2 separate regions of the Homo sapiens genome follow, and region 1 is linked to region 2. Evidence: chromatin loops called from intact Hi-C (ENCODE). Cell type or tissue: IMR-90. All regions are shown on one strand. Each heading gives the region's core, and the rest is flanking DNA. Links, peaks and the distances in the headings are about the cores only. Region 1 has its middle 69 kb from the start of STMND1. Region 2 holds the start of LOC101928491 (a long non-coding RNA gene).

Evidence for each region. Peaks named below come from ENCODE experiments on the same cell type or tissue, not always from the same donor. Only the 100,000 strongest peaks of a DNase experiment are listed, where the experiment ranks them.
Region 1: a loop joins it to region 2, with 12 times the contacts of the local background. A loop is called at or near these places in 2 of 110 quality-filtered maps.

What each region holds. Positions count from the first base shown.
Region 1 is chr6:17,163,078-17,178,329 of GRCh38, forward strand. No RefSeq gene overlaps it. Among named protein-coding and RNA genes, the nearest start is that of STMND1, 69 kb to the left of the region's middle. In IMR-90, for the core only: a CTCF peak has its summit at 4,487 (motif pointing left); a DNase peak (open chromatin) is centred at 6,304.
Region 2 is chr6:17,496,638-17,511,889 of GRCh38, forward strand. CAP2 (cyclase associated actin cytoskeleton regulatory protein 2) reads left to right here. Exons shown (of 13, transcript NM_006366.3): 5 at 10,532-10,675; 6 at 11,004-11,089. LOC101928491 (a long non-coding RNA gene) reads right to left here and starts at 14,628. Exons shown (of 4, transcript NR_110855.1): 1 at 14,468-14,628; 2 at 11,936-12,056; 3 at 6,577-6,711; 4 at 4,723-5,350. In IMR-90, for the core only: a CTCF peak has its summit at 8,491; a DNase peak (open chromatin) is centred at 9,344.

The sequences.
Region 1 (15,252 bases), core at 2,571-10,570, 340 kb before region 2:
CATATGGTTTGAGATGTTTTGCCATTCTGCTTGAACCCAGGAGGCAGAGGTTGCAGTGAGCCAAGAACAGCCACTACATTCCAGCCTGGGTGACACAGTGAGACTCTCTCAACAAATGCAAAAGAAAAAGAAAGAAAGAAAAGAGCCTGGTGTCTCTCTTGCCCCTTCTCTTGCCACGTGACACACTGGCTCTCCTTTCCTTCTGCCATAACTAAAAGCTTCCTGAGGCCTCACCAGAATCCGAGATTTGAGTGCCATGCTTATACAGCCTGTAGAACCATGAGCCAAATAAACCTCTTTTCTTTTTTAATAAATTACCCAGTCTCAGGTGTTCCTTTACAGCAACACAAATGGACAAACACAGCATCCCTGTGAAAAAATATAGATAGGCCCCTCAGATTAGAAGCCCTTCTCTCCCTAGGGAACTTTGAAAAATGCTAGAAAGGACACCAAGGTTTCCCACCCTCCAAGACACCATGCTGGGCTGGGGTAATGAGCCTAACCTCACGCAACTTGCTGAATCAAGTGGGCCCTTTGAATTTGACATAATTTCCAAGAACTTTCTTTTCCTTATTTATGTATGTATTTTTTTGTAGAGATGGGGTCTCACTATTTGCCCAGGCTGGTCTCATATTCCTGGCCTCAAGTGGTCCTCCTCTGCCTTGTCCTTCCAAAGTACTGGGATTATAGGCATGAGCTACTGTGCCTGGCCTCAAAGATCTTTCAGAACTCACATCCTCCAGGCTCAGACATTAGCCCCAGCTTGGCTTCACATAAAAATAAACTAAAAGCAACACCTAGCCTTAAAACTGGAAACACACAATAAACTAACCAGTCTCAAAATACAGTAGGGAATATGTCAAGAAGAATGCATTATGCTACATGACAGCAATTAGACATCTGAGCAGAGCTGTCTATTTATGAGTAATTTCTGTCTGCTCTACAGGGATTCTAAGGCCAAAAAGAAAACTAAGCGAAAAGAAAATTAAAGGTGAAAAGAAGAGAGCATGCAAAAGGTAGACAAAGAACCACATCTGGAAGAAAACATAATCAAGAAATAATTTCCTGTGCATGCATCATGCAACAGGGGCACTTTATTTCAAAAAATAATTGTTTTATTCCAGAAAAGTCTAACACTCTTGGAGGAAAGAGATTTGGAGGGGTGGTGAGACAGAAACCAGATCCCAGGCTAGGCGTGGTAGTTCACACCTGTAATCCCAGCACTTTGGGAGGCCAAGGTGGGCAGATCACATGAGGCCAGGAGTACAAGACCAGCCTGGCCAACATGATGAAACCCCATCTCCACCAGAAATACAAAAAATTAGCTGGGCGTGGTGATGCACACCTGTGGTCCCAGCTACTTGGGAGGCTGAAGTGGGAGAATCGCTTAAGCCCAGGAAATGGAGGCTACAGTGAGCCAAGATCATGCCACTGCACTCCAGCCTGGGTGACAGAGCAAGACTCTGCTTCAATTTCAAAAAAAAAAAAAAAGAAAGAAAGAAATAAAAGAAAAAGAAAAACAGATCCCAAAGAGTAAAGGTAGGGCTTACGCAGGATGAATAAAAAGGAAAACAGAAGTTGGAGAGCTGCTTGTCTGAGAAAAAGAGGGGATTATTATTATTTTTGTTATTTTTTTAATCACAAGACGGAATCATTGAGCATATTTGTAGGAGAGAGAAAATAAGTGTCAGAAACAGTCTTATGTCTATTATTCTTAAAAAAAAAAAAAAGGAAATTCTGACACATGTCACTACCTGGATGAACCTTGAAGACATTGTGCTAAGTGAAACAAGCCAGTCACAAAAAGACAAACATCATATGATTCCACTGATCTAAAGTACCCTGAGTAGTCAAATTAATAGAGACAGAAAGTAGAAGGAGGATTGCCAGGGGCTGGGGAGGGGGAAATGGGGAGTTGTTTAATGGTACAAAGTTTCATTTTGCAAGATGAAAAGGGTTCTGGAGATCCTTTGCACAGCAATGTGAACATACTGAACACGACCGTACACTTAAAATGGCTAAGATGGTAAATTTTATGTTATATGCTTTTTACCATAATTAAAAATAAATATGTAAATAAATAAAATAGAAAGTCTTAAGGTTCAAATAGCCACTTTTGTCACCTCACTCTGATGGTGGCAACTCATCTGTTCAAGGTGATTTCCATCCTCTCTGATGGAAAGGAATCCTATTGGATCCAGCCTGACTTTGACCATATGCTGAGGCCACATTGTAGAAAATAACTTGGACTACATCATTTAAAAATAATGGTTTAATAACTTTTCATCATAAGTTACTAATAGATGACAAGTACTATACCACAACTTAATCCGTATTTATATCACTCTGTGTTAATTACCTGGTTGTGGCACAGCTCGCTGTAGAATCCAAAGGCATTGCCTATGTTCACTAGCAGGAAAATGAACCGCAGCCTCTGTATTGAGCAACAGATTTGCTTTCTCATGCATAACTGTTTGGAAGAAACCCCAAAGCTCCAGTATCCATACAAGTCCTGGAATTCTCACAGATGAATTTTCAAGATAATTCTTATTCATTTTGTAGCAATTCCCCCTCTGTACACCCATTTCCTGTTTGATTATTTTTAGCATTACTCAAGCTGGAGATTCTGATCTGTCGGTAACAAGCTCTACCCTCAACTTGCTCGTTAAGGTAGTCAGCAAGGCTCTTTAAGAACATCCAGAAATCTCAAATTAAGGGGATGAAACCCCAGGAATAGATCACCTAAAAGATGAATGGAATGGGCTTCTCATTTCTCCTGTGTGCAATATACAGAAAGAATTTTCACTGTATTTAATTGCCTTTCCCTCTCATTGATATCTGGCTCTTTAAAGGCGTGCAAGATAGTTAGTTAAAAAAGAAAAAATGTCTGTACCCATGGCAACCTCTGATGAAAAGGACCAGCAGCTATTTCCAAGGATAGGTGCTTTAGATGAAAGACCTGAAGCTATGAGAGGCCAGCCAACATAGAAAGCAAATGTGTGGGCCGGGCGCGGTGGCTCACGCCTGTAATCCCAGCACTTTGGGAGGCCGAGGCGGGCGGATCACGAGGTCAGGAGATCGAGACCATCCCGGCTAAAACGGTGAAACCCCGTCTCTACTTAAAAAAATACAAAAAATTAGCCGGGCGTAGTGGCGGGCGCCTGTAGTCCCAGCTACTTGGGAGGCTGAGGCAGGAGAATGGCGTGAACCCGGGAGGCGGAGCTTGCAGTGAGCCGAGATCCCGCCACTGCACTCCAGCCTGGGCGACAGAGCGAGACTCCGTCTCAAAAAAAAAAAAAAAAAAAAGAAAGCAAATGTGTGGTGCACCGTAACAGCATTCCTTCCAGGAGAGGAGTACTTTGGGATTGAAGATATCTCAAGTGGCCTTTTCAAAAACCCAATTGAAGTAATAGTTTACAAACAGCACTGTATCATAATGAGCATAAACATTTCTGTGAATAACACAATTTTCATTTCTATCTATTGTCATAATTGCTGCATAATATTCCACCCAATGGATATAATGTATATTTTTAGGCTGGGTGTGATGGCTCATGCCTGTAATCCCAACACTTTGGGAGGCTGAGGCAGGCGGATCACTGGAGCCCAGGAGTTCAAGATCAGCCTGGGCAGCATGGAGAAACCCCATCTGTACATAAAAGATACAAAAATTAGCCAGGCATGGTGGCACACACCTGTAGTTCCAGTTACTTGGGAGGCTAAGGCAGGAGGATTGCTTGAGTCTGGGAGGCAGAGGTTGCAGTGAGCCAAGAATGCACCACTGCACTTCCAGCCTGGGTGACAGAGCAAGACTCTGTCTCAAAATACGTGTATATATGTATGTGTGTGTATATATATATATATATATATATATATATATAATTTTTTTTAATTTTTCTCATGTTGTTTAATACTTTGACTGCTTCTGATATTGCACTGTTAGCAATAACCATGATGAACATCTTTTTCCAAGTAGGTTTTCCCATATTGTGAATTGTTTCCTTATAATAGACTCTCAGAAAGGAATTATGGAGTCAAAGGATAAGAACATTTTTATAGTTCTTGATCCATGCTGCCCAATGGATTCTGTCAATTGAAGACCAATTTCACTCTATCCCTGTGAACCCTCAATATCATTAAAATAATTTTAATGTTGATTTGCACTGAAATGATTACTACTAAAGCTAAACATTTTCCATATATTCCTTATTCATTTATGTCTCTTTTTGTGAATTATTTATGTGATAGTTTGGAAACCAATGGCAGAGAAGAAGTTAAGTTCTGAAGCTTTCTAATACCTTCAAACACTTCCTTTCACACATCTCAACTACCTGTGACTAGCAGGCCAGAAAAATTCCCATGACACTATTATCACACCAGGCCGCTCTGCTGGGAGTGAGCACGTCCCATGTGGTTTCAGGCCAATCCAGAAGTGCCTTTGTGTTACCCACTGCCTTCTTCTGGCTGCCTGTCTGCCCTCTGGCGTCTCAGAGAGGTGATGCTGCCACTTCTGCGGCTGGATACTTGATTCCTGAAATCCGTGGTTCCCGACATTGATTGCATATTAGAATCATCTGGGGAACTCTTAAAATTCCCAATACCCAGAACTTTCTATACACCAATTAAACCAGCTTTCTTGGCATCAGTGTTTGTGAAAGCTCGATTGAGGATTCCAAGGTGCAGCCAAGGTTGAGAACCACAGCTTTAAATCCACAGTCATAAGGAGCACCCAACTAGGCATTCAGGATACAAAGCCCTGTGCAAGTTCACTGCTGCCCTCGGGCAGCTCACAACCCCCGTGGTGGGGACAGAAAAAGGTTTGAATGACAAAGCACACTCTGAATGTTATAAAAGGGAGTAATCATAAATAAATAAGTATATAAACATATATATTTATAATTAAATAGTACATATATTTATAAAAAGTAAAATATAGTTATTTAAATAAATATATGTATACATTTACTTTTATTAACTATAACTTGATCAACCAGTACCATCAACTTAAGGAAATTTTTGTGCACGCAGTTTTTATCATTAAGGGGTAAGCTATATAAAAACAGAGACTTGTTAAAAACACACAGGTAACAAACGCTGAGTTTGTGAATATCTCTGAACTTTCAGCCACTACTAACCTACAAGGTTGATTTTCCACATACGGGCGCTGATTTTTTTTAAAGGATGACCTTAAAACACTTTCAGATTCTGGCTTGCCTAAGAAATGGTTGCTTATGTTCACTATGCTATATTTACTAAGGCACAAAATATATATATATATATATATATATATATATATATATATATATGCATGCAGATTAGAAAAACCATTTAAAAACTAGAGATAAAAAGGGTTTTCGCTTGACTTCTCTTAAGAAATTTAACTCATTGCATTATTTCTCCCTGGGGGTACTGGAGCAGTATTTACCTATTCACCACGTGGTGCTTTGGACAAATTCGTAAATTATGGGCTTTGCCATAGTCAATGTCCCTACAACATCTCTTCTGACAAACCCAAGCCCCATTCTGTGGAAGACAAGTCTCTTCATTCAAGATCTGGATCAAAAGCATCAGAAATTGTTTTCTTACGTTTTGCTAATTGAGAATGTTAGGCCTGCTTGAATGGTATTTATAATTATAAATCCAAATACTGTCTTTAGAATTTTAAAAATCTATCTCATTATTTTACTGAATCTTAATGCATTTCCCCCCAAATTATCAAGATAATTATAGGTTTTAAAATGAAGCTGGGTGCCGTGGCTCATGCCTGTAAATCCCAGCGCTTTGGGAGGTGGAGGCGGGAGGATTGCTTGAGTCTGGGAGTTTGAGACCAGCCTGGGCAACACAAGGGGGCCCTGTCTCTACTAAAATTAAAAATAAAAATTAGCCAGGCATGGTGGTGCACCCCTGTAGTCCTAGCTACAGAGAAGTTAAAGTGGGAAATGGCTTGAGTCCAGGAGTTTGAGGCTGCAGTGAGCTATGATCACGCTACTGCACTCCAGCCTGGGTCACAGAGCAAGACTGACCCTGTCTCTAAAAAAAAAAAAAAAAAAAGTGAAAATAAATAAATGAGTAAAACGGCTTTATAGGCTTCATCTTACAGACATTTAGCCCTTGCTTTTTCTACTAAGGCCAATAATGAAATATAGCTCCAATCGTCTATATATAAACACACAGACACACATTAGACCTCAAAGAATTGAATTTATTTTTATGGGTTAAAGCATTTGAATGTTATCTGAGACAGGATTAAAGGCAAAGTGTTCCTGACTCTTCCTAACGGAAATAGGATCATCGCTGGCCCTGGGCCTGGTGGTTGAGTCCTCAGCTAGAATCATATACTGTATTCAAAAAAAAGACAGTTGAGCTCAGAAGCGTGTCCCAGGGTAAAATTGCTGCCCTAGCGGCTGTGCAAATTCTCAGGAAGCTAGATCAGAATTTCCAAGAGGCAGCTGGTCACGGCCATTCCTTCAGCTATCCTGGAAAGGGCAGGATTCTTGACCATGCTGGAGGCCCAGATGCCAAATAGGACCCAGTGTTCATGCTCACATAACCGCAGGCCCTGACTCATGAATTTTTGTTTCTGGCATCTATGTTGATATAGATACTCTATTAGAATAACTCTGGGCTCTTCTGTTGTAAAACCAAGCTTGATATGAAGCGCCAGAGAAGGCCAAAGACATATTTATTTCCCTCGATCACTAAGACAAATGTCACCTCAGAAAAACCAGATGTTAATGAGCAGGGGAAACAACAGTATTATTTCATCCTTCCGCTGGCATGGCCTAGAGTTTGGCTGGTCTCTGATCCTGCCTCAGCAAATATGATGCACTTGACATTCATAGCAGTTTCTTGGATGAGGCGATTGGCGCCTGAGTGTTTACATGATTCCAGCTGATTCTCTTTCCTGCCACCCTCTAGGGGCTGAGCCAGCCATGGATGGGATTAGCCAGCCCCTCATTCCAAAGAGTAGTGCCCCCAATCTGTGCTGGTGCTCTGACATGAACACTCTTTCCTCTTCCTAAGAAACATTCGCCAAAGAAAATAAGGTACTTGGAATGAACACACAATTAAATATGGAAGGTGAGAGAAAGGAGAAATGGACACCTACCAAGTCCTAGCTCTTAAAGGAGAATATAATGCTCAAGACCAACACCTCTCCTTGAAGGATAATCTGGGCACATTAGACAGGTAGACTCTCCCTGTCTCATAGCTCTCCCTGCATGAGGTCAGCCAAGCTAAAAGGACTTCCTATTCCCCTAAGAACAACAGAGAGAAGGGAAGCTGCAGGTTAAGTGGCGTTAGCCTTACTTCTAGTAGCTAACCTGGGTGTGGGGTGTCTCTCCCTGTGCTGAGGGAGTGAAGGGAACCAAGAAGAGAAACTTGGATGACCCAGAAAAGGGAATGAGGTCAGACTATAGTTGGACCTCAATAGGACCCTCAGCAAGTAATGCCCTGCCAAACACTTTACATGGCTGATCTCCTTTAATACTCAGACAATTCCATGTGATATTATCATCCCAATTTTGCAAATGAAAAAATTAAAATTTTACATTGTTGAGTGTTGTATTCAGCATCTCACATTAAGTAGCCAAGTCTCATTTGAATCCAGGCCTGTCTGCCTCTAAGCCTCACACACTGCCCTGTAGCCCAGCAAGAGATCTAGGTTTCCTGCTTAATTTACCTGCTTTTGTCTTTGTCCTTCAAAGGAGGCAAATAAATATTCTTGAATGAAGTGTTAGCTCCCTTAGGGAACCAGGAATGGAGAATGAGAAGGATAAGGAAATAATTTTGATCTATTAAATAATGATTAAGTGCAACAAAGCTAAACTTGATGGTAGAATTTGATCCGATTTTCTGTTGCAACCAACATTTGTGTTCTTGAAGGAGGACACAGGCTTCGATGCTCATGTGTTACACCGTTCTTGAACTGCTATAAAGAAACACTCGAGACTGGGTAATTTATAAAGAAAAGAGGTTTAGGCCGGGCGCGGTGGCTCACGCCTGTAATCTCAACACTTTGGGAGGCCAAGGTGGGTGGATCACCTGAGATCAGGAGTTCGAGACCAGCCTGGTGAACACGGTGAAACCCCATCTCTACTAAAAATACAAAAATTACCCAGCATGATGGTGGGTGCCTGTAATCCCAGCTACTTGGGAGGCTGAGGCAGGAGAATCACTTGAACCCAGGAGGCAGAGGTTGCGGTGAGCCAAGATCACACCACCACACTCCAGCCTAGACAACAGAGCGAGACTCTGTCTCAAAAAAAAAAAAAAAAAGAAAGAAAGAAAGAAAAGGAAAGAGATTTAATTGGTTCGTGGTTTTCTGGGCCATACAAACATGGCAATGGCCTCTGCTCAGCTTCTGGAGAGGCCTCAGGGAGCTTTTACTCATGGTGGAAGGTGAAGAGGGAGCAGGCATGAACTCACTCACTATCATACGCACAGCAGCACCAAACCATGAGGGAACCTCCCCCATGACCTAAACACCTCCCACCAGGCTCCTCCTCCAATACTGGGGACAACAATTCAACATGAGATTTAGAGGGGACAACATCCAAACTCTATCAGCTCACTCTTATTTTTCACAATATGAGGATATAGCCCAGAGCTACTTTTATCAACTTTCCTCCCTAAAACCTTAGCTGTAGCTCCTCAACAAATAAAAGGTATATTTACAATAGAATAGTTCTTCATGCTAGACACAATATTATAGTTTTTACTAAATCTATAGATTATCTCTAACACCAACTACGCTCTACAAATAGCACTTATCACAGAATTTTAAGCAGAATATGTGACCCATTTTAACAAACTTGGAATAGAAGACTTTTTTTGCTGAGATGGTTCTATCAAAGGAAGCCAACATCACATTCAAAGCATCGATCTTCTCAAAAAAGACATAGGCTGTGCACAGTGATTCACTCCTGTAATCTCAGCATTTTGAGAAGCTGAGGTAGGCGGATCACTTGAGGTCAGGAGTTTCACCAATATGGTGAAATCCTGTCTATACCAAAAAATACAAAAATTAGCCAGGCATGGTGGTGCACACCTGTAGTCCCAGCTACTCAGGAGGCTGAGATGGGAAAATAACTTGAACACGGGAGGCAGAGGTTGTAGTGAGCCCAGATCGTGCCACTCCACTCCAGCCTGGGTGACAGAGTGAGACTCCATCTCAAAAAAAAATAAAAAGAAAAGAAAAAGAAAGAAAAAAGAAAAAAAAAGACATGTACATAGCAAAATCATCAAGATTTGCATTAGACAAAAGAGGTTATAACTTAGACTCAAAGATCTCAACATAATTTGATAAATGTTCAAAAGAAACAACTTCTCCTGATATGTGAGGGTGTTTGGATCAAGAAGTGTAATTCCTTGACTGGGTTGAACCAATCACACCCCTTCCTGGCATTTTATTTTACCTTGGGACCAGAGGGAGAGTGAGTCAGTCCTGTTTCGACTGTGGGAACAGCAAGATGTAAAAACTGGGCCAGTCTGTAGTGACAATGGGGTCCTCAGGTGGAGAAAAGCAAAACAAAGCTTTTCCTTATGACGTTCATCTCTCATTAAAGTCTTTCCTTGATAGAGCCGCATCCTTACCCTTCTTGGTATCTGGTTGTTTGTTCAACCCCTCCTTTGATTATATAAGAAAATCCAGTATCCTATTAAATCCCTTCATATGCTTAAGCTAATTTGAGTTGATCTTTTATCACATTCAAAGAAAAAAAAAGCAACTCATGATTAATGCACCATTGAACTGAAAATATATGAACTATTTGTCTCAAGGAATTTCAGGGCTATGTCAGGATTTTTCGTTCTTGATATAAGGAGGCCAAATCCTTTGATAGAGCTGCCAAATGATCCCTACCTTAAAAGGGCTCTGCAAGATCTGAGGGAGATGAAAGCAGTCAGAGGATAGCCCTGTTGTGGATCAGACATTTACATAAAAGGAAAGCACCCAGCACATCTGCATAGGAGCACACTGCCTGGCTGAGGACAGATGCTAATAAGAATCTCATACCCTTCCCCTGGGCTTGCTGAGCTACCCATAAAGGGGATGCACTAATGTGCCCGTGAGACCTGAGCCTTTGAATATCGAGATAGAATCTTCAAGATAGTATTCAGTAGAGAGGTCGTATATGAGCCAATCACATACAAGTCATGTCAGTGATTCACAATAACTTTTAGACAATTCAAGAATGCCATTTACATGAGTGAATCCCACCAGTAATTTTTTTCCTAGACAGAAGCTTCAAACACCAGGCTGTCACATTCAAAACATTCTATGGCCCAATTCCTATGAAGCCTTCACAAGCTCCTTAGAATCAGGTGCCTCTGCAGGGGAAGCAAGCAGGCAAGGGAGAAGGGGAAGGGGCAGGGGAGGGGGCCAGGAGGAGAGCCTGCTCGCTGGTTCCAGCTCCACGCAATGAAAGTGACCTTAGCTCCCTAGGTCAACATCTGCGGGTGCCAGTCCTGCCCCCTGAAGCCTGATATTCTGAAAGGAGGAGCCACACCCTACCTGGCAAGAGAAGAGGAGGAAGACCAGTTCTAGAGAAAACCTTTAACTTGATGGCATGTTCCATCCCCCATTCAGCACCACTTCCCAGGTCCTCCTGATAGTGGGTTGAATCATGTCCCACCCCCCGTTCACGTCCAACCAGAGCCTCAGAAGTGCCCTTGTTTGGAAATAGGGTCTTTGCAGATGCATTTGCTAGAACCTCGAGATTAAATTATCCTGGATTTAGGGTAGGCTGTAAATCTAATGACTGATGTGCTTATTACAAGAGAAGAAGACACAGACAGACATGGACAGCGAAGGAAGCCATGCGAAGAGAAAGGCAGAGATCAGAGGGAGGCTGCCACAAGTTGCGGAGTGCTGGGGCCACCAGAAGCTAGGAAGAGGCAAAGAAGGATTCTTCTCTAAAGCCTTCATGGGGAGCTTGGCTCTGCTGACACCTTAATTTTGGAGTTCTAGCCTCCAGAACTGTGAGAGAATAAACGTCTGTTTTGTTTCTGTTTTTGTTTTTGTTTTTTTGAGACAGAGTCTCGCTCTGTCGCCCAGGCTGGAGTGCAATGGTGCGATCTCGGCTCACTACAATCTCTGCCTCCCGGGTTCAAGCGATTCTCCTGCCTCAGCCTCCCGAGCAGCTGGGATCACAGGAGCCTGCCACCACACCCGGCTAATTTTTGTAGTTTTAGTAGAGACTAGTTTTCGCCATGTTAGCCAGGCTGATCTCAAACTCCTGACCTGGTGATCCACCCACCACAGCCTTCCAAAGTGCTGGGATTACAGGCGTGAGCCACTGCGCCCAGCCTGAACCAGTTCTTATTAGAAAAGATGATAGTGACCGGGTGCGGTGGCTCACATCTGTAATCCCAGCACTCTGGGAGGCTGAGGCAGGCGGATCACCTGAGGTCGGGAGTCCGAGACCAGCCTGACCAACGTGGAGAAATCCCGGCTCTACTGAAAATACAAAATTAGCCAGGCGTGGTGACACGTGCTTGTAATCCCAGCTACTCGGGAGGCTGAGGCACGAGAATCGATTGAACCCAGGAAGCGGAGGCTGCAGTGAGCTGATATCTGCCACTGCACTCCAGCCTAGGCAACAAGAGCAAAACTCCATCTCAAAAAAAAAAAAAAAAAAAAAAAAAAAAAACGCCAGCGGGGTGGCTTACGCCTGTAATTCCAGCACTTTGGGAGGCCAAGGCGGGCAGATCATGAGGTCAGGAGACCAAGACCATCCTGGCCAACATGGTGAAACCTCATCTCTACTAAAAATACAAAAATTACCTGGGCGTAGTAGCGCATGCCGGTAATCCCACCTACTCAGGTGGCCGAGGCAAAAAAAAAAAAAAAAAAAAAAAAGGATGATACCACCATTTCCCCAAAACATTTCCATTTTTAAAGAGGATCCTTAAAAACAAATCCTCAGTTGGTAGAATGTCCTATATGGGGGGAATATTTGAGGACTAGACACAGCTTCCCTTCTGAACAAGAAGAAACATTCACCCTGGGATTCTCCAGGTTAGGATTTGGGTGCCTTTAGAGGGACTTCAGAGCAAGAACTCAGTTCCCCCGAGAGCTCCTGCCACCAACCCACCCAACTGATTCCCATCAGGCAAGATCATGTCAAAAATGCTTTCCTCATCTTGGCTGTATATATTCCCCCACCATCTTCCTAGCCCTGCATCCCAATCACACAAAGCCATGAGAGCTAAAACAGACCTTAGAGATCCCCTCACTCAAAGTCCTCAGTATACAGGTAAGGAAACAAAGTCCCAGATAAGCATTGAGGCCATGTAGTTCACAGGACTGAGATGAGAACCATGATCTCTTCCACTCCAGATACAGTAACTTAGCTGGGCATGGTGTCATGTGCTTGTAATTCCAGCTACTCAGGAGGCTGAGGCATGAGAATCGCTTGAACCCAGGAGGCAGAAGCTGCAGTGAATCGAGATCGTGCTACTGCACTCCATCCTGGGTGACAGGGAGAGAATCTGCCTCAAAAAGAGAAAGAAAGAAAGAAATACAGTAACTGACACTTGTTGGTTGCTCACCATGTGCCAGGCACTGTGCTTAGTGCTTTGGATACATTAGCTCATTCAGTTCCCTCTGAGATATGCAAACCCTTCGTTAAATTCACAAACATATGCAAGAATGTACAAGAATAGTCCACTACCAAAAAAGAAAAAAGATGGCAAGAAGATGATGCAAAACATTTCTTTTCCGATTGAGAACCTTTCAGCTTGTCGGCTAAGATGCATCTGAGTGATCCTTCTCTTTCTGGTCTCATCCTCTGGCCCCCTCACTCAGGATCCTTCTGGCCCTTTCTCCCCTATGTTCTCCCCCCATGGGAGTTGGTTGCCCCTTGTAGACAGGAGGGGCACCGTGAGATCCTCAGTGTTCTGAGTGTCAGTTCTGTATGTCCTGAGAAGGCCTTGCCAAGCCTTTATTGGGTCCAAGAAGAAGCATCCCCAGCATGGAGCATCTACAGGAAAAAACCTCCTCTTGCTAACATAACCACCGTTCACAGCAAAACTTCAATCGGTTATCCAAACAAAGCTTTGGTCTTTTCTCTGTCTTCTTGTGCACCCATTCAGCACCTAGACTGAAGATGGTCAAGGAGAGGGGAGAAGAATTGGGAGGGCAAAAGAAAACCCCGTTCTGCCACAGAGAGGTGCTCCTCTGAAGTGGAGTGAGGTTAAGTAACTTGACCAAAGAACTAAGGAACCAAAGGGCCAGCTTCAAACCGGGCTCTGTTTTTGTCTGCTATGTCTCATCTGCTCAGGGAGTTGAACTGTAACAGTCCAGAGAGTTTGGCCCTAGGCCTCTGCTTCCTTAGCTATCTTCTAGTGACCAGGGAAACCATCTCAGCCTCAGCCACGCCCTTGTCAGGACCCCTCTAAGAATTGGGGTTAATTTTGGAAGTAGGGTGAGCTCAGAGCAGCTGGAAAGTTGACAGTGCTCATGTCTTTCACTACCTCTTTGTGTTCCTGTCCTCATTCCTCCATCTTTATCATTCATTTTTTGAGACAGGGTCTCACTGTCTTGCCCAGGCTGGAGTGCAGTGGTGTGATATTAGCTCACTGAAACCTCTGCCTCCTGGGTTCAAGTGATTCTCATGCCTCAACTTCCCCAGTAGCTGGGATTACAGGTGCACACTACCAGGCTAATTTTTGTATTTTTAGTAGAGAAGGGTGTTGACATCTTGGCTAGGCTGGTATTGAACTCCTGACCTCAACTGATCCACCCGCCTCAGCCTCCCAAAGTGCTGGGATTACAGGCATGAGCGACCATGCCTGGCCTGGTCTTTATCAATTATAACTCAGACCACATAGTTGCGTGGCCTCCATTTCCCAGTTCATGCTGACCTGGAGGCATAAAGAAGCCACACTGATGATCGTGATTCTGCAGTCGCTTCCCTCTGGGGCCTCCTGCTCCCCTTTCCCACATCAAGCCTCCACCCTAGGGTATTTCACCAGCACTTATTCACATCCACACTCTACTGACCCTGCTTGCATGAGAAATGAGGGGACTGAGCTTCTTGCTGTGGCTCCCACCACGTACCAACCTGCCAGGCAGACACTGCCTCTGGTCAGTACTCCCAAAAGGACACACCATGGGTGCCTCTGAAGTGGGGAGAACCTCCTTCAATACCTTATGCAGAAACCTGTAGATACACCAGATATCTGGGTCTGATCCCTGAAGACCTTTATTTCTTGGACATGTTGACGTAAGCCACATGCCTGTGCCCCTTCTTCCCTTTGTTCCTTCTTGATGAATGAAAAAAAAGATGGTGGCTAGAACTGGAGCAACCAACATAGACTACAGGTGACCTTGGAGAAAGAGGCCACGGGCTGCTGATTAACAAGCTAGAATGAGCATTTGATGACTACATCAACTGGATTTGCTTCCAGACTCTCATATGAGAGAGAAACAAACTTCTATCTCCTTTGACACACTGCTGTTTTGGGATTTCTGTACATCATGGTTGAACCTAATCCTACTAACATCCTTTAGTTCTGTTTGTACTTAATGTGCTCAGTTAAGCATGTTTAGTTGCAAGTAACAGAATACCAGGCCAGTGGAGATTTGAGCCATAAGACGTTTCATTGTCCTCCATTATAAGATGTCTTGAGGTAGGGAGTTTCAGAATGTGTTCCATGGTTCAGCAGCACCAGGACACAAGGACAGCACCTCTGGGGTTCTCCAGAACTGCCACTCCTGGTCACAATCTGGCTGCAGCAGCACACTCTCACACAACAGCATCCAGAGCAGGAACGAACTCTGTTATTAGTAAGAAAATCTTTCCCATCAGTCTCTGAGCAGGTTTCCCCTTACAACTCACTACCCACCCCTAGTCCAGTCACTGCCAATGGAGAGCAGGATTGCCCAAACTGGTGAAGCCCATAGTAATTTATCCCCTCTTTGGTGAGGCACATCGTCATTCAATCAAAACCACCGCTCCATTAGCAAACAAGCAGAAAGAATAGTTGGGAAGTGGGCATGGGGGTGGGCAACCAGCGTGTCTGCCTCACAAATCAAAACACTCGCTCTGCAGGGATAAAGGCATTTGGGTCCTTTATTTGATTTTGTTCTCTATTTGGGTTGACATGGTTCTAAAAGTCCAAAACTAATTCATTCACTTAAGACATGTAGCTTTTCTACTTAAAATAGACTACCTGATTATTCGGAGCTAAGGAAGAACTAAGTGGGAACAATATTTAACCAATCTAACAATTAGGAAAGATGATTTT
Region 2 (15,252 bases), core at 4,733-12,732:
GAATAACAAACAATGGAATCTTAGGAAGATGATGTTACCCTTAAAAGAGAAAGCAGTTTCCGATTAAGGATCACTGGAGCTAAGTATCAGTGGCTCGGTACAATAATGGCTCATCTACCCTGTGGGATATCTTAACACTCACAGGGGAGTTGTTGAAATTCTTTGCATCTGCTGAGTTTGAGGTGGAAACTGTAGATTTACATCATTTCAGCCACGTTCTACATAAATGAATCTCAGAGAAAAGATCTGGCCATCCCTCTACCATGGGCCACTTAAGAGGAGAGAGACAGTGACCCAGCAAATTCAGTTGACTGGGCTGGGAACTTCAAATGGTGGATTTGGTAGTTTAAACTGAGATTTATCATTTGAAAGTAGAGACAACAGATGAAAACCTATCAGCGTGGTATTTGGCATATAGTCAATGCACATCAAATGTTGACAGAATGAAAAATGAATTGCAGTTCAGAAGAATTTTTTTCTTGCTATTTCAAAGAACTAATTTCTGATCACTATACATTGTCATAGATTTTATAAAGCTGATGAATTCGATTGGTTTCAGCAGTTTTCTCCAATTTTTGTCCCTAGGGATTACTAGTGAAGTCCCTCTGGGTTTAAGTAAAGCTCAAGTGAGACCCTCTGCTCCTCAGCTTTTATGTGCAGAATCTCACAAAGTGAAATTATAGGTGATTATAAAATTCATCGCTGTCAGAAGCCAGATGATACCTCCCTGATAGGGTAAGAGTTGGTATCTTCTCAGCTGAACCAGTAAGCTGAAATAAGAACAAAATACAAAATGAGATTCTTCTTAGCCACCTGATCTGTTCTGTTATACTTACTGTAGACAACTAGGTTAAGCTTTGGTTTTCAACTTAATTTTCTCTCCAAAACGTCTGGTTTCTCTCTGCAGCAATTTTGTATGTCGTTATTTGTCATTGCCTAGTATTGATCCACTACTTCCTTCCTGGATCTCAAATAATTCAGCTAATCCCATGCCCCTGCCATGAATCCAGCATTTTCTGGAACTCATGTTGTCAAGTTCCCTTATACAAGGGAAATACACTAGAGCTTCCTCTGTCTCCCATATTCATTAGTTGGCTGCACACTGATGCATGAATGGAAAAGATATGTTTTCTCTGACTGGACTGTTAGCTTTTTGCACTACCAGTCAAGTATCTATCAGAACAACTGTAATGAAAACTATAAATCTCAACCTGAGGGAACAGTTAATGTGAAGGGTTTTCTTGTTTGTTTATTTTGTTCTGTTTTTATGGTCTCCCAAGCCCTGGTGTGGCATTAAGATTCAGGATATGAGCTATTGTGAGGCTATTGTAACATCGTGGGTCATTGTGTTAAACGTTTACATTTCCATTCAACTTGACTTTTCCTCTCACATAACCTATCCTTCGGAAAAGTGTCAGACATTGACAGCATAGAGAAAATTGTGGCCCACACATCATGTCAACAGAACTGTGTTCTTGTTCTGATGTATAACTTGTAGGTTTTAGAGTGAGCACTCTCTCAAATTCTGCAGCACAAAATCTAGAAATGATGAGATGGGAATCACATCTGTGAACAATGGCAAAGACAAAGAATAGTAAGTGGGAAGTGACAAAAAAACGTGTCTACTGTTCATTGTGTCAGTGGCCCCAAAATCCTAGAGAAGACTTTGAATGATTCTGACAAGTTAAAATATGTTGGTAATGACAACGTAGATTATTATCTATCTGAAGGATACAAAAATGACTTCAGAGAAGGCATTTTACCCTATGATTTGCTGAACACTTTTGCAGAAAAGACATTGTATTAAAAATGCCCAATTTGCAACTGCAAGTGTATTGTTCTACCTTTATAGAGCAGTAGAACAATCTCATGTCAAACTTCAGGGCTGCCCCGGAGGTCTTATTTAAATAGTTCTATGTCCCAGGCTCCAGATCTCTTCCTTTCTCCTGAAGATGTCAGTAAAGGGGCATCGTAATGATGATCCTGGGCCCCCATTAAACATTAAATTAAATTATAAATGGGAGCCTGTCATCATTATTATGTTTTTCTGTATGTCTAAAATAGCTTGTTTTATTTTATTTTATTTATTTTATTTATTTATATTTTTTTGAGATGGAGTCTTGCTCTGTCGCCCAGGCTGGAGTGCAGTGGCACGATCTCTGCTCACCGCAAGCTCCGCCTCCTGGGTTCACGCCATTCTCCTGCCTCAGCCTCCTGATTAGCTGGGATTACAGGCGCCCGCCACCACGCCCAGATAATTTTTTTGTATCTTTAGTAGAGGTGGGGTTTCACTGTGTTAGCCAGGATGGTCTCAATCTCCTGACCTCGTGATCCGCCCTCCTCGGCCTCCCAAAGTGCTGTGATTACAGGCGTGAGCCACCACGCCCGGCCAGCTTGCTTTAAAAACAAAAACTATTACTGAAAAAAAAAATGTGCCAATGAGATTGTTGAAAGATTAGCATTAAAAATTAAAATAAGGGCTTTAAAGTGGTGGCTCACGCCTGTAATCCCAGCAATTTTAGAGGCTGAACCGGGCAGATCATTTGAGGTCAGGAGTTTGAAACCAGCCTGGCCAACATGGTGAAACCCCGTCTCTACTAAAAATACAAAAATTAGCCAGGCGTGGTGGCACACGCCTGTAATCCCAGCAACTCAGGAGGCTGAGGCAGGAGAATCGCTTGAACCCAGAAGGTGGACGTTGCAGTGAGCTGAGATCATGCCATTGCACTCCAGCCTGGGTGACAGAGCAAGACTCCATCTCAAAAAAAAAAAAAAAAAAAAAATTAAAGTAGGAGTTTATGCATGTTAAAAAGCTTCTCCCTGAGATACCACGACAACGTAACTATCCAAAGCAATGCATCCTCTGAAAGACCAAGTCACCAGGTTTTATATTCTTGAAGAATGATTTTTAGATAATATAAGCAAATATAGCTCCGGCACGGTGGCTCACGCCTGTAATCCCAGACTTTGAGAGGCTGGGGTGGGAGGATTGCTTGAGCCCAGGAGTTCAAGACCAGCCTGGGCACAACATACGGAGACCCAGTCTCCTCAAAAAATCAAAAACTTAGCCAGGGCTGGTGGCACATGCCTGTGGTTCCAGCCACCTGGGAGGGTGAGGCTGGAGGATCTCTTGAGCCTGGGAGATTGAGGTTGCAGTGAGCCAAGATTGCACCACTGCACTCCAGCCTGGGTGACAGAGTGAGACCCTGTCATAAATAAATAAATAAATAAATAAATAAATAAAAGCAAATATAGTATATAAGGAATATAAGGAACATAAAGTTTAGCAACCCTAAAATAAGGAATATATATGAACCATCAAGTCTTATAAAGATGTAAAAATATTTCCCAAGGAATCTGTTATTATTCAATATAATGGCAACTGTTGTAAAATCATGTACATGAGTGGTGCTCACTAGGTTTTGCAAACATTTTAAATTGTTTAAATTGTACAAGTGTTTTTGAAAATATCTCCATGGACGTATTCTGAAATCTCCAAAATGTTCCTGGACAGTAAAAAATTTTTATTTAATGGGACTCAACAAGAAGGGAGCTAGCCTAGGGAAATACCTACAATTGCACCAAAGCAAAAGTTAACTCAGTTGAACATTTCTGATTTGTAAAAAATTGCTGCTGACTTTAAATGGTGAAAATAATTGCTTCAATTATTAGAATGTGTCCAAATATATATGTGTGTGTCCAAATATATATATATATATATATATATATATATATATATATATATATTTGGAGACGGAGTCTTGCTGTGTTGCCAGGCTGGAGTGCAGTGGCACGATCTCGGCTTACTGCAAGCTCCGCCTCCCGGGTTCAAGCGATTCTCCTGCCTCAGCCTCCCGAAATACTGTTCCTGATTTGGATAACCTTTGCTTGAGAAAACTTTATTCTTCTTCACCTGTATAATTTATTCTGGCAACTTCCGAATGTGTTTTCCTAAAGCTTCTTCCCTGATTGGAAGGAGGTTTAATATTTTGTGACACATGCAAACTTAACAGCCCCTATGTGAAATATTTTCTACTTTTGAAGGTGTGAAACTGGTTAAAATGTTTTAAAACTTTTCCCTTAATTGCAAAGGAAATGTATGTACATGTTAGAAGATTTAGAATATATAGATAAGCCAATAAAATTAAATAACAGTTCTATGTTGACACTTTTTGATGTATATCTTTCCATACATTTTCTGTGCTGTGCACTCACACACATACACACATGCATCCAAATGGAATAAACTAGTGAAACTTTACACAAAAACACATAAGCCAAAGTAATAATGATTAATATTTGGTAGTGTGGTTTACTAATACATACTGCTTGATATGAGCTTTCTTGGAATTTTAAATGTAGGTGGAACCCAAACCTTTTTCAAAATTTTACTTTAATGCTTTTAAGTTTGAGTTGTAGTGGTAATGCAAATGTCATTACCTTGAAATCATTCTTTCTCAAATGATAGAGTTCTCACAATACACGCCAGGAACGTACTGATGGGATTTTATTTGTGTGCTTGTTTGTTTTCATTGAACTGTTTGAATTAAACTCTTAGAATCATTCTTATGGTTTGAATCGCCATTACTTAAAAAGTAATTATTATTATTTCTGAAAATATCTCCAGTAATTACATCTACACTTGATCTTAGCCAAAAGGCCGAGAAGCAATGAATAATTACATCTACGGGAAAAAAAATGAACACCAACTTTTAGCACTACTTTTTTTCCATGTGGTGGAATGCAGAATGTTTATTGTTTACTTATGTTTTACGTCTGTATTTTTCAGTGTTTCACGAAGAGCATATATTGATTTTTATAATCAGAAAAAGAAATTCGTTAAAAAGAAGTAACAATGACTGAACCATTTTCCACCTGATACAGAACTACATGAGAACCATGGGTTCCAGAAATAACAGGCCTATTTTGTTTTGCTCAGTGATACATCTTTGAGGTCAAACTCCCAGAGTTTGTGCCGTCTCTTACAAAACAGCCTGAGTGGGAATCTGGTTTTCCTTTTTGGGTAAAGTTTCTACAAAGCTTGCTGATAAAACTCATCTTACTTTTGCAAAACAATTCCCTTACTTTGGGAGCCAAACAGAGATGAAGCTGATAACAGGACTCAGTTCTTCAACTTTAAAGCAGAAGCTAGGGTCATAAAGACATGGAGTCCTAAAATACTCTTCCAAAGTACAGTCGCATCCAGCTAAGATAACCCTTGGAAACGTTTGCTGAAAACATGCAGTTTGTTCATGCATCTCTTCCATGTTGGTCCTTTCCACCTTCTGTCACAAGCCACAGAAACTAGGGGAAGGCCAGGGAGCAGGTTCAGCTCATCTTCACCTGAATTCTGAGAAATTATTGAGAATCAAAGAAACCTCAGTGAGACGTTAACAAAAAGTAATCTGAGTGACATCTATGTAAAAGTCATTGCAAAGCACACTAGCTGCTAGACATATCTGGGGAGCTACCACCAATGCACTCCCTTGACAGAAAACCAGGACACCTCTTAGATGAGCTCCTTCTTTAGTGGAAAACCCTTATGTAATTTTAATTGACATCAATGCAAATCAGCCTGTATTGATTGAGTGTGCCTAATATACGCTTAATACTGAAACAAGTTGAAGTACCTCTCATAGACCCCCCATTGACTTTTCGTCTGACATCCCACACAACCAGCTCCAGCTTTGATGGAAGTCACACCATCACTCTAATGTTCTCTTCTATTTTTGATTCCTGCCTTGAAAGTCAGGATGAACTGGTGAAGATAAGACTTCTTTAAAGTACAGGAGAAATCTATTGGCACAGAATAAAAGCACTAATGTTTATTAGAGTTGTGCAAATAGCTGTTGTACTTAGTTCTGTCAACATTGCTTTTTTTTTTAATGATGACAATTCTTCACATAATTGCCAAGCTAAAGCAAAAGAAAACTTTCTCAATCTTTATGATGCTTTCATCAGATAACCAATATAAAGTATCTTCCAGAAGACTCTGTCTCCTCAGACTTTAGAGTTTGTTCTAGGGAAGTTAGAGATAAACAAAGATGGCCTTAATAAATCTCTCTAATGTTATAAATATACAGTTTCTGGTTCTTTTTCCCCTTGGGGCAGTGGGCCAGGTATCATCAACAATACAGATATTCTGGCCTTTCTCAAAAATGTCATTACATTAAGAACATTATGACTTAGCAAATTGTTGGAGAAAATTAGGAAGCTTTTTTTAGTAGTTCTGCCATCATTAAAAATCAGCTGCCTTCTGGGGAAACTGATGCCACACCTTTGATCAGGTGTTGTATTTGGACTGAAAACAATCCCCCAAAGAAGGAGATGTTTGCTTTCTAAAGAATGAAGCTCCAGGGAGGGTATTTAAAACTGATTTTTGGCAGCCATTAACAAACAAGCATGACATAATTGTATTTGGGGCCAGGAGTGTTTAGAGGGGTTTTTGTTTGTTCTATTGTTGAGAATTTGGAGGTAAGGAGTCCCTGAACTGCCATTACCCCTGCATTGGTTTGCTAGGGCTGCCCTAACAAAGTACCACAGACAGGTAGATTAGAAACAACAGAAATTCCTCACAGTTCTGGAGGCTGGAAGTCCAGGATCAAGGTGACGGCAGGGTTGGTCTCTCCCCACGCCTCCTCTGTGTGTGTCTCTGTCTTCATCTCCTCTTCTTATAAAGACACCAGTCAGGCCGGGTGCCATAGCTCACACCTGTAATACCAATACTTTGGGAGGCCGAGGCGGGCAGATCACAGGTTGAGACCAGCCTGGCCAACATGGCGAAACCAAAACCCCGTCTCTTCTAACAATACAAAAATTAGCTGGGTGTGGTGGCGTGTGTCTGTAATCCCAGCTACTTGGGAGGCTGAGGCAGGAGAATTGCTTGAACCTGGAAGGTGGAGGTTGCAGTGAGCCAAGATCGTGCCGGTGCACTCCAGCCTAGGCGACAAGAGCAAAACTCTATCTCAAAAAAAAAAAAAAAAAAAAAGACACCAGTCATATTGGATTGAAGCCCACCCTAATGACCTCATTTTAATTTAATCATTTCTTTAAAGACCCTATCTTCAAATATGGTTGCATTCCCACCATATTTAAGATCCTTTCTCCAAATATGGTACTGGGGGTTAAGGCTTTAGCATATGAATTTGGTTGGGGGGCAGGTGCACAGAGTGCAGTCCCTAACAACTCTGATTCAAGGTCTTTTCACCAAATCCATAAGCCCTTTGCTTTGTAGTTGTCAGAAGGGAAAGAGAGGAGACAGGAAGATATTCATGGCTTTTCCACAAGAGCTGACTAGCTTCTGCAGCAAATGTTTTTGTTTTTCCCCTCCTTCAGTAATGGATAGCTAAAAAGTCCACTGGGAACCTTGAGAGCACTTTGCTTTCTTTCCCTGTATTTCTTTGTTTCCCCCAAACAGAAGTGTGCCTCTGTCCCTCAGCATATGTCAGTTAGGAAACCACTCTCCTTGTGTTTGCATATAAGGGATGGGAAAGAGCTAGTCAGTGAACTCGGCCAATCAGAGGCTTTGTAACTGGCAGATACCTTGGAGAAAACCAGCCACCTGTTGTGCACCCACAGTATACCTGACCCTTTACCAAGCATGACATGTTCTCTCATTTACTCCTCCTAACATACCTGTGAAGCAGGTACTGTTGTCAACCCTAGCTTGCAGATGGGACAAGGGAATCTTGGACAAGTGTGGTAATTGGTGTAAAGTCCCAGAGCTGAGTACACTGTGGAGCAAGGATTTGAACCCAAGAAGTCTCATTCTAGAACCTTTGCTCTTAATCTCTTCTAACACCTTTCCCTAGTCTTATTGGTAGAGAAGAAACCTGTATGTAGAGAACTAACCATATTTTTCTCAGCACCCAGTATCGAGAATTGTCTCAGGGCCTCCCCGAAGACCTAGCTTCCAGTTCCAGCTCCACTAATCATTGCTAGCTGGTCTTGACATAGTCAATTAACCTCTCTGAGCTCGTATTCCATATGTAAAATAGGAGAATTGGATTACGGCCATGTTTCTCAAACTTTTAGGCTAGATCCATAAAAAGAAATACATTTTATTTGGCAACCCAGTACACACACAAACACACACACACACACTTCATAACCAAAACAAGTGTTTAATACCAAAATATCCATCCTTATTACATGTGAATGCCCTCTGATATTTTCTATTCTAATCTATTTTCATGATTTTTAAATATTAATTGTGACCTATTCTATTGGATTTGTCAAAAAGCTGAACTAGGTGACCCAGTTTAGACTCCTGGAATCCTAAAATCCTGTTAATCTATATAGATGTCTGTTTGGAGCTTCTCATATCTTGAATGCATATTTATTTTAAACAAATGAATATCACATATTACAGGGGACAACATCCTTTTTACCTCTGGTATGAGTTAACTGCATCATGGAAATAATAATAATTACTTCTATTTATTGTGTACCTCCCATGTGCCAGGGCTTTAAAATGCAGTATCTCCTGTAGCCTGTAGGTGGTAGGTATTCTCTCTGATTTATAGATGAGGAAACTAAGGATCTGATTAAGTAATTTGCTCAAGGCCCCATAGGCACCAAAGCTGTTTGAACCAAGGCCATTCTAATTCCAAAGCCCTTACATTCAACATTCTTTTCAGAGGAGGGTATATAAAGGGGTTTAGAAGGAGAGGTAAAGTCTAAAAGCTACCGCAGCTGCACATAATTTATTTCCTAATAGTTTGCTGTCCGTGGCAGAAATGACTGCCCTCTGGGGTGTGAAGCCACCGCTGCAGCAATGATTGAAATCACCTGGGAAGCTTAAACAATCGCCCTGCCCTCACCCAGGCCACCCCCGGACCCGTTAAATCAGAATTGCTAGGGGTGGAACCCAGGCCTTAGTGGTTTTTAAAAACCCCAAGGTGGTTCTAATATGTAGCCAAGGCTGGGAACCATTGCTCTGAAATCTCAGAAATTAAAGAGCTGTAAGGAGCTTTTCTATTTTACCTCCTGCAAACAAGATTTACTAAAATACTGCTTAAAGCTCTTTAACTGCTTCCACAGAGCTGAAGTACAGGACCTTTGCTGTTTCTTTGGAGCACACACAAAAATCTGATAAACAACCTTGTATCTGCTTTTCAACACACCTAGAGAAATTAGAGAATGCTAAGGATGTAGATGAGGAGATGTTTAAAGCAACTGTGGTATTCTGGAGAATCTAGCTCCGAGATACTTTATAACTCAGCTCATGTCATTTTGTTTTTCATTTCTTATTTTTACTTATTTACATATTTTTTCAGACAGAGTCTCACTCTGGCACCAGGCTGGAGTACAGTGGTGAGTCACAGCTCACTGCATCTCAAATTCCTGGGTAATTCTAACTCTCCCAGGATTGGAGTCTCCTGAGTAGCTGGAACTACAGGAGCACACCACCACAGCCACTTCATTTTTCACATTTTTTTTTGTAGAAGTGGGGTCTTGCTGTGTTGTCTGGGCTGGTCTTGAACTCCTGGCCCCAAGCGATCTTCCCGCCTAAGCCTCCCAAAATGTTGGAATTACAGGTATGAGCCACCACGCCCAGCCAGCTCATCTAATTCTGAAAGTTATTTTTGTATGAATGGAGAAGTCGGTTGCTGAATTAGCAGAATTGAGTGTGACCTGTAGCCATAGGCGAAGTGGACTGGGGACAATGTAGAATGCCAACAAAGACTAAAGTCACTGTAAATATGATAAGCCATCACATTTTCTTAAAAAGGGCTGGGTGTGGTGGCTCACAGCTGTAATCCCAGTACTTTGGGAGGCCGAGGTGGGTGGATCATTTGAGGTCAGGAGTTCAAGACCAACCTGGCCAACCCCACCTCTGCTAAAAATAAAATTATCTGGGCGTGGTGGCAGCCACCCGTTGTCCCAGCTACTCAGGAGGCTGAGGCAGGAGAATTGCTTGAACCTGGGAGGCGGAGGTCGCAGTGAGCCAATATCGCGCCACTGCACTCCAGCCTGGGACAGAGTGAGACTCCATCTCAAAAAAAAAAAAGGGTTGCGGGGGAGGCCTCAGTGAAAGATTTCCACTTTTTCACATGGATTATGGCAACTGTGGTGAAACCAGGAAGCCTCTCCCAAAGCATTTTCCACAGGAATAGGATGAAGTCATTTTACTAACCTTCCGGTCTTACCCAAATTTATACCAGGATTATTGCAGTGTGTGATCTATTTGCCATTTGAAATATAAATGATCAACACTCAATTTCACTGTCTTCCATGAAGGAGTCTTCAAAATGGGGGCTGTGCCATACTGCTGGGTTTTTTCCACATCTCAAGCCACAGCATTAATAATGTTAAAAATATCTGCAATTTTCATACTTCAGACAGTAAAAGCACGGCATTACCATAACCAAGAACAAATGCATGCTGTTCTCAAAGATGATTATATGTTTCTTTTAGACCCCTTAACAGACGGCAGGTCCTGAATTCTCCTGCTTAGGCCAACATGGATAGAGGTGCTATGCGTCTGCTCTGTCTGTAGTAAAAGCCCCCGATGTTTGACTGCTTACAGAATGACGTGGCCGCACTTCTGAAACCCATATCGGAAAAGATTCAGGAAATCCAAACTTTCAGAGAGAGAAACCGGGGGAGTAACATGTTTAATCATCTTTCGGCCGTCAGCGAAAGCATCCCTGCCCTTGGATGGATAGCTGTGGTGAGTCCAGGTGCAATGTTGCCTCTTCACCTCATCACACGTTTGGAGTATTTAGGAGAACTAGTAGCTTAGCTACCTTCACGCTCCTTGCACTGAAGGAAGCTTCTTCCTGGGCTGAATGCATCCACTTTCTCCTACCCTGTTTAAAGTTCAAGCTTTCTGTTCTGAGATACTGTAGAAAGTGTTTTTATCAACCTTTACAGAGCAACATGTGCCTCCCACTTTCAAGTCCACGCGTCTCCATTGCTTTTCTTCTTCTTTAAGGCATTTTCTTTCTTATCCTATTTTTTTTTCCTTCTATGCTTGGGTGACGGTCCTGTTTTCTCAGTCTCCCAAACCTGGTCCTTATGTCAAGGAGATGAATGACGCTGCCACCTTTTACACTAACAGGGTCTTAAAGGACTACAAACACAGGTACGTACCTTCCTTTACTCACCAAATTTTCAGTTGATTACTTGTTAGACATTTGTCCCTAAAACTCAGTCCAGTTAACTACTGATTCCTTTCCAAGGCTCTACACTAATGTACTATAAACTTTAAAGGAAAATCTAATCTTTGCAGATAAAGTCAAGTGGAAAGTGGAATCAATTATCCAGATAATATATGGGTTTTAGAAAGTCTGCCTCAGTTCTCTCATAATGAATAAACTCTCCCCACTTGAATGCATGTCACTATCTTATGTATTCCCACAATAATCAGAGAGCTTGGTGATGGAACAACCCTATATGGTACAGAACCTTTACATGCATCAAAGTAGAGTTGGAGGGTGAGCTATAGAAGAGAGGAGGAATCAGGAAATGAAGTGTGAATCAAGAACAGAAATGAGGTGAAACAACAAACCAGAGCAGTGAGAAGGAAACCAGAGACTCAGTTAATATGAAATACAACTGGGGTGTACGCAGAGACACCTGGAAGACTAGCAGCCATTCAGAGTGCTGCTGAAAGTATAGATGAGTCTAAACCAAGGGGCTTTGCCTGGTGAACCAGCGTGAAAGGACCTTGCGTTCGACAGCACAAGTAATAGATCCCAGAGTAACTTAAACTGGAGTCAGAATAGAAAATAGGCCCAAACGGAGACATGGCAGAGCTGAAGAAATATCCAGGAAAATGTGTCCTAAACTATTTAAAGGATATCATGAGATTCCAACCCCTCTGATAAGGTCGTGCCTTGTACTCTAAACAGCTGGCTAAATGTGATGTGGCTGGTGCCTAGGAACTAAGGGAAGGGATGAGGCAAATATAAGAGCAACAAGGTTCTACCTGCTTCTGGCCCTGGACTCAAGAGTGGATCTCCCTCTGAGCTCTTAGATGGCAGCAACAGAAGTGACCATTGGTCAGCAAATGCAGAGGCACCTGGGGACGTCTCATGTGTTGACCCAGACTGTTCAGGTGGAAGGAAATTAAAGAACCTGCATTATTGGATTATTGCTTCAATTCACCTTCTTTTTTTTTTTTTGAGATGGAGTCTCACTCTGTTGCCAGGCTGGAGTACAGTGGTGCGATCTTGGCATCTTGGCTCACTGCAACCTCTGCCTCCCGGGTTCAAGCGATTCTCCTGCCTCAGCCTCCCAAGTAGCTGGGACTATAGGTGCGCACCACCACGCCCAGCTAATTTTTGTATATTTAGTAGAGACGGAGTTTCACCATATTGGCCAGATGGTCTCAATCTCTTGACCTCGTGATCCGCCCACCTCAGCCTCCCAAAGTGTTGGGATTGTAGGCATGAGCCACTGTGCCTGGCCTCAATTCACTCCTTTATTTTACTAATGCAGATCTGAAAATTAGAACCAGAAGAAAAGGGTCTACAACAATATAAGACAAATTTTATATGGAATATAGAAAAATTGCATAAAATACATAAATAAATACCTAGTATACTTCCAGGCCATTAATTAATATTACATATTCAAAATTTTCATCACTTTTTTTGTAGATTTTTTTATTTTTAAAAATATTGAGTAGATACAAAAGAATATTTATAAAATACACACGAGATGTTAAGGATTACAATATAAAAAAATACCTATACATCCATCCCTCAAGTTAAGAACTATGTAACAATATTTTTTTACTATAAAAAGCAGACCAGGTGTGGTGGCTCACTCCTGTAATCCCAGCACTGTGGAAGGCTGAGACAGGTGGATCACTTGAGGTCAGGAGTTCATGACCAGCCTGGCCAACATGGTGAAACCCTGTCTCTACTAAAAATACAAAAAGCCGAGCGTGGTGGTGGGCACCTGTAATCCCAGCTACTCAGGAGGCTGAGGCAGGAGAATCACTTGAACCCGGGAGGCGGAGGTTGCAGTGAGCTGAGATTGTGCCACTGCACTCCAGCCTGGGTGACAAAGTGAGACTCCATCTCAAAAAAAAAAGGAGCCATATCCAGCAATTCCACTCCTAGGTGTATTTCCAAAAGAACTGAAAACATATGTTCACCCAAAATCTTGTACACAATATTCATTGCAGCATTATTCATAATAGCCAATAGATGAGAACAACCCAAATGTTCATCAGCTCATGAATGGATAAATAAAACATGGTATATCCACACAATAGAATATTATTTGGCCATAAAAAAAAAGAATGAAGTATTGATACTTCATTCTTTTATTCGGGCAGCAGCATGGATGAACCTTGAAAATATTGTGCTAAGTGAAAGAAGCCAGGCACAAAGACTACATATTGTATGATTACATTTATGTGAAATTCCAGGATAGTCAAATCTATAGAAAGAGAAAGTAGATTAACAGTTGCCTAGGGCTGGAGAAATTTAGGGAAAACTTAAACTTTTTAAAATTTAAGTTTTTTTTTAAGTTTTTAGTTTAAGTTTTTAGTAATGATTCCCTTTTGGGGAGTAATTGCTAATGGGTGTAGGGTTTCTTTTGGGGGGTGATGAATTATGTTCTAAAATTGATTGTGGTGGTGATTGCTCAACTGAGTGATAACTCTGCTGAGCTAAACTATGGAATTGCACACTGGAAATGGTTGAAGTGTATGGGATGTGAATTGTATTTCAATAAAGCTGTTTTATTTCAAAAAACAAAAAGAAAAACAAACAGCCATTGTATTCCCCTCACAGAATTTAGTCGTTCCATGTTGCTTTTGGGAAGAGGAGCTTTAGCAGACAGAACGCCGAATTCCAGGGTCTTCAGTGCGCCTCTTTTCCTCTTAGGGGCTCTGCCCACCCCGAGAAAACTTTGGTTAAAACAGTTGTGCTCAGTTACAGACTTTTTGCATCAAGGCAATTGTGCCCAATGATATGCCTCCAAATGTTGCCGTGTTGTATTAGAGACTTTAGAACTGTGCGGCACGCATGAGAAAGGCATCAGAAATGCAAGATGGTCTGTTCTTCTGACATAAAAATAACATTTCAGAAAAGAGCAAGTTTCAATTCCCAAACCTGGATATCATATGACAGCATGAACATACACCCATGGTGACTTCTTTTGTTCCAGATATACAGACACACACCTACACATGCCAGTTCAGGACAGCTCAAGCACTACCTAGGTTTCTGCCTTTTTACCTTCCACCCTTGGAGACTATTTTAATTAGTATCTCAGTTCATCAGCTCCTGTCCTTCTCCCAGTCCCTCCTTGAGTATATGTTGGGGCTGTGGGTGTGAGGGGTTCTCCCCAGGTAGCAGCATAGTCAAAAGGGTTGGGCTTTTCTACATGCTTTTTGTTCACAAAGAGGGTTCAGTATTTGCCCCTCAGTGTTAACTCTAGCAATTAAGTAGAAAATGTACTTCCAGTAGTACCAAAGATGACTCAGTTAAGCTCAGTGGACTACCTCAAGACTGTACAAGAAGCCGAAGAAATGCAGCTGGAAGTGCAAATGCATTCGTTTTACTGCTAGGAGTAGTCAAAGCACTCCCAGGTCACCCTTGAGCTTCTGAAAGCGGACTAAGCAGCATACTCCACACCATGCAACACCCATTTACCGGTGGACTCAAGCCCGTGGTGCCGTCTCTGTGTCGCAGTCATTTGTGCGTCACTGCTGCCCACTGGGCAGTAGGACCGTAGGTAGAGGAGTAGAAAGGCAGACTTCCTTGAGGTTTAAACAGGACTGTGAGCAGTGAAATCTGTATCTGTGCAACGCTTACCACCAGCTTGACTGCTCATTGGCTGTTTTTCTCTTTCTTTTTTATTTTTTTTGATACAGAGTCTCGCTCTGTCACCTAGGCTGGAGTGCAGTGACACGATCTCAGCTCACTGCAATCTCTGCCTCCCGGGTTCAAGCAGTTCTCCTGCCTCAGCCTCCTGAGTAGCTGGGACTACAGGCATGCACCACCACACCCAGCTAATTTTTTTGCATTTTTAGTGGAGACGGAGTTTCGCCATGTTGGTCAGGCTGGTCTCAAACTCCTAACCGCAAATGATCTACTCACCTTGGCCTCCGAAAGTACTGAGATTATAGGCGTAAGCCACCCCGCCCGGCCTGGTTCTTTCAATATATGAATACAGCAAGTCATTTATTTTAGCTTTATAGAGGTGTGGTCTCTCTGAGTCATAATCATTAAAATTCACATTCCCCTACCATAGCTTCTTCCAGAGTATATGAAAACTGAAGATAGG